Regions from separate parts of the Homo sapiens genome. Here region 2 is linked to region 1. The links are chromatin loops, found by intact Hi-C in ENCODE. Cell type or tissue: Calu3. All regions are shown on one strand. Region 1 overlaps PDE11A (phosphodiesterase 11A). Region 2 holds the start of PDE11A (phosphodiesterase 11A).

Evidence for each region. Hi-C counts contacts between places; a loop is a spot of excess contacts. Peaks named below come from ENCODE experiments on the same cell type or tissue, not always from the same donor. Only the 100,000 strongest peaks of a DNase experiment are listed, where the experiment ranks them.
Region 2: a loop joins it to region 1, with 3 times the contacts of the local background. A loop is called at or near these places in 5 of 110 quality-filtered maps.

Annotation. Positions count from the first base shown.
Region 1 is chr2:177,905,284-177,907,783 of GRCh38, forward strand. The region is part of intron 2 of PDE11A (phosphodiesterase 11A); the gene reads right to left. Among named protein-coding and RNA genes, the nearest start is that of PDE11A, 170 kb to the right of the region's middle. RefSeq lists an enhancer at 839-1,133. In Calu3, a CTCF peak has its summit at 986 (motif pointing right); a DNase peak (open chromatin) is centred at 978.
Region 2 is chr2:178,071,287-178,073,786 of GRCh38, forward strand. It overlaps PDE11A (phosphodiesterase 11A), which reads right to left and starts at 1,491. Exons shown (of 20, transcript NM_016953.4): 1 at 240-1,491. The coding sequence starts at 1,151. In Calu3, no CTCF peak of the experiment used is centred here; a DNase peak (open chromatin) is centred at 1,535.

The sequences.
Region 1 (2,500 bases):
ATACTTTATTTGCATCTATAGAGATTGAATACAGAGAGTTGTTGATACTAGTATTTTAACTTCATTATGAATATTTTTCAAAGTTAACTAAAATATGTTGTAAATCAAGCTTTAACTAGAGAATTCACATCTATGAAGACATAAAGTGAAGCAACAGATTATGAGGGCTGTGACATAGGAACTGTGTCTAAAGCAGCTTGTATTATTTCTTGGATAAAAGAAGGATAAATAAGTAAATGAACTGTGATATACCTGGAATTTAAGGCATGTGCCCATACTCACATTTGGAGGTAGGCAGGATATAAGTCAATTCTTTCGTTGGCATATGGCATATACCATATGTATATGGCATACAATTCACATCTGTAGCAGGGATTTCAGCTTGATTCTAGACCTATCTGCTACCAGTTTTAAACATGCCTGTCAGGATGGGCCCAGTGGGAACTAGGGGTCAGCAGGCCTGGCAGCCTTCTGCGACAGAGTTCTAATTGTGTCTGCCACTGTGTAGACATAACTGGACACAAATCATACTGGTGGGATGCTTCTGCAGAAGCCTGATGAGGAAAGGCTGGGAGCCTGTAATGGAGAAGTCCTCCTATGGGCAGAAACACCCAGCCGTGATGGGCCTACCCCTAACAAAGACTTTCTCATCATGGAGGTTTAGGCATAGGGATTTTTACTACTGCCTTGCACTCTCAAGAAATTCATCTCCAGAATCTCTGATTCCAGAGAGATAGAATGCTCCAAGTAAAAACTGAAAGAACTATTTCCCTAAATTCTTCGCAATGTAGATGAAACAAGTGACATACTTGGGACTTCTCTAAAGCAAGAGGGAAAAAAGCATGTTTATATCATAGACTCTATGTCTCTCTGTCTCTCTCTCACACACACACACACGCACGCACGCACGCACGCACGCACACAATGGTGCCCTAGGAAGAGGTAACAAGCGCTGGCAAAATAGAGCAATTCCTGCTGTAACCAGCAGAGGGCAGTGCAGTGCCCGCTGTGGGTGAGGGACGACAGCAGCCTCCACCAACTCAGGAAGCACTTGTGAAGCACCCAGGACATCCAGAAAAGAATCACCTGGAGTGCAAGGCAATTATGCAGAGGACTTGAGGTACACAAAAGATGAAGGGCAATTCACATTCCCTATCGCTGAATTTCCTATTAAAATCTTTCCTTGGTTACCTGGGCATGATCAACTCTGACCTAGGGTCCTGGAAAGAATTTCAGAGCCATATAAAAACTAAAGCTATGACCTCATTTTTAAAGAAGATAGAGAAACAATGGGATCCGAATTAAGAAGACATACAAAAATCAATGATTTTTGCAGATGTTTTGGGGATAAATTCCTTCCCTGGATTTTCACATGTTGCCTTCTGGAACTAGATGTTATTTCTGTTACCCCCTACTCTCCCCTTTCTTGCTACTCCCCCTCATACCTTAGAAAGTCTGTCCATAAGCCAAGATAAAGCTGTTGGCATAAAGCTGCCAGATATTCCATTAGAATTTCCCTGCCTTTAGGCAGAATGGGACCACTTTCAATATCACCTACACATAGAGCAAGCACTTTCCTTGTAGTTTTCTGGAGGTTTTGTTTTTGGCTCATTGTTTTTTTCTGCCATGGAGACAATGACTATAACGGGGATAAAAGCAAGGAGGAGACTTATTTTAACTTTCCACTACTTATTTGTTTTATTTATTTTTGCCTTCAGGGGACAAATTTAAGGTGGTTGGTAAGTCAAGCAAGTAAGAGGAGAGTGATCAAATGAAGATGTGAAATGTTTTCTAATATATCATAGGCTTGCTTCACTTCATTTGTAATTCCAATATTTACTGAGTTCCAGGTATTATGTTAAATTAAAAAGAATCTGAATTTTAAATCAAATAATCTTTGTTCTTTTTACAGTTTTGCTGTGTGAAGTGCAACAAATCATATAAGCTCTTGAACCTATTTTCTTATCTGTAAATGCCAGGTTTATGGTCTTTTTTAGTTCTAATCTTTGGTGATTCAAATAATGCAAAACATCATTAAGCTGCAATATTCTATTTACTAGAGAAAACAGAATTCAGTAAACATGCTTGCACCTTATTCAAGAAAAAATAATTTATAATAGTAATTGCCATTGGCTAAGCCCTTCTGTCATTGTGTCAGGCATGATGCTATGTGTCAGGGATGATGTTAAGCATTGTATATGCATTACATCTGTTTTATATTCACTTATGTTTTACCATTAATCCCAGTTTGCAGATTAGAAAACTGAGGCTTTAAGAACTTACCCAAAGTTCTTGGGAGATAATTCTCTATGGATATTTTATGTTTCTGTACACGTGGCAGAGAGAGGCACTGGCTGTATCTTTCTGGAATGCTTATACAATGAACAGCCTTGGAAGATAGAGATACTGTCTCCTTTCAGAGCAAAGAACAGAAGTGTTTACTATCCAGTATAATAAAGACAATATCTCCCTCTAGACAGAGGTCAGGCAGGCTCACCGT
Region 2 (2,500 bases), 170 kb after region 1:
ATACGTGGTGTTATTGGGTGATATATTAACTTCCCACAAGCCATTGGGTGTTAAGAAAGGACCAACACATCAAAGATGCCGTAGTAACATTCTAACTAGTCTAAACTCGGGAATTTAAATAGCAAAATTTGTATTGTAAAGAGCCTAAATTAATGTGTTCCTGGATGCCAGATGATAACCGAAGGCTTATCTCCCAAGCCAATGGGGCTCTGGGAGAAGGGGACAATGCAAAGTCCTACCTGGTAGGCATCAGGAATGTTGACCGTTTCTCCATGCTCCCCGACATAGCCAATGATACCTTTGCCCCAGGGGACCTGCACCTCATTTGAGTTCTCTGTGCTGCTGCAAGGCAGCAGAGGTGTTCCTGCATGCACATCAAAGAATTTGGAGACCAAGGTCTTCTTGCCAGCAGCTGCCCCTTCCACCAGGAAAAGAGAGCAGCGGTCAGCATCCACCATAAGGCAGACAAAGATGAGAATCTTGTAGCTCAGGCTGGTGAGGTCAAGGTCATTGGAGATATCTTTGACCAATTCCAGAAAGAACTGACGCTCATTATGCTTTTTCAGATGGCACTTGTAGTCGATGGCTGTAGGGGGATACCGAGGCAGATTCACTCTCGATTCCAGCAGCGCACTGAGAATATGGGCTGTGGTGGGGGGCAGGGAGCTTGCCTTCCGGAGAAGTGCCCTCCGTCGTACACTACTCAGGGGTTCCTGAGCCCGGGAGGTCACCTGTTCATCGTAGGTCCTGTTCACGTGGATGGCCTTGGAGCGGGCAAAACTCTTCCTTAGCTCTTTCTGAGAAGCTCTCCGCTGCAGGTTCCCATCGCCCCTGCTGCCACCGGCCCAGCTGGGACTCAAGGGAACCCCACCACAGTCCCCGCCACCGGGAAGGGGCTGGCTGTGGGCAGAGCCATTTGGTCCAGTGCCACCACCAACGCTGCTGCCACCTCTGCAGGTGCTGTGAGCCAAGCTGCTGGTACCAGCCAAAGAGGGCCTTGGACCTAAAGCCCCCTGACCCTGACTGTGCCTCTGCAGCCACTTTTCAACCATCTCCTGCTTCCCCTTCCGCATCAAGTAATCTTCAAACAACTCTGGGTGCCTGTCCAGGAAAGTTTCCACCTCCCCAAAGTCCAGGCGGGAGGCTGCCATGGTCCCAGACAGCTTTCCTTGCCTGTTTACACGTGAACCAAATGTTTTCCTGCCCCGAGGCCTCTAGCTGTTCCTGCACATGTTCACCCCCACCAGTATTCCCAGTTCAGCGCCACCTCCCCTGGAGATTATTCCCAGCAGTGGAATCTGGGAGATGCCCCTTCCTTCTCTGGCTCAGAGTGGCTGGCGCCGACCCCACCCCGTGGTCCTGCTACTCCTGCTCCGCACAGGTGCCCAGCACTGAGCTGCCGCCGCTGCCCCGGCTCCTGTTCCGGAAACCCGAGCTATCGCTGCTCCTGTTCTGGCTGCCGCCGCTGCTGCTGGAACTGCTGCTGTAACCGGATGAGTGGACCGCTGTGACAGGGAGGTAGGGCAGGACACGCCCCTGAGTGAGGCACGGAGCCTGGAGGGAGGAGAGAAGAGGAGGGAGCCGCGGACGCCAGACCAGCCAAAGTCCACGGCCCAGGCTGCCAGGCGGTTCCTGGAAGAGTCTCTGGACGGCCGGAATCGGCGCCTGGGTACAGGACTCCTGATTGGAACACGATTAGAAGAGGGAAACGCACCTTGTTCCTTCCCCGCTTCTTGCTCCCTTACCTCCCCAACCCTCCCTACTCACCGCGCCCCTTAATCCGTTAGCGTTTCGAGGAGGCCCAGCGGGAGCCCAGTGGGAGTCCGAGATACAAGTGTTGATGTTTTGCAGGGATCTGAACACAGAAGCGGACTCCGAGGAATCGAGAGTGTCGTTCACCCTCAGAGACAGGCAGGGTTATTTTTCTGGGATGTGACTGTGGATTGTTGGTTCCCAGGATTCCTGGGACTTGCTCACTAACACTGCCCAGCGCCTTGTGGGTGCTCAGTAAATATTAATGGAATGGCATTTCCCCGAAAATAGCAAATAAAGTTTCCGATGTGAGCAATTCATGACTTTAACCAAATTCATGTACCTGGGGCAGAGACAGATTACACAGAGAAAGGGTGTAAAACACAGTACAGAAAAAGAGTTTACCAGGTAGAGGAAGTAAGTGCTGAAGAGTCTGGAGTATTTAATTAACAGCAGGGAGACCAGCTAGGAGACAGTAAACCAAGCATAGAATCCTGGTAATTTGGAGCTGCTGGTTTCCAAGAAGGTGAGTGGTGATCAAGATTTAAAAAGAAAAAAAACAACGTTTAGCATAGTGCCTGGCACATAAAAAGTGCTCAGTAAATGTTAGCTGTTGTATTACTTTTGTTATTATTATTATTCTAAGGTGACGATGTATGGAAACTTTACTGAATGTAGCTATGTCTCTGGTCACTTGAGTGATCTATCAGTAAAGATGGTTAGTGATATGTTGAAACTGGCTTGTAAG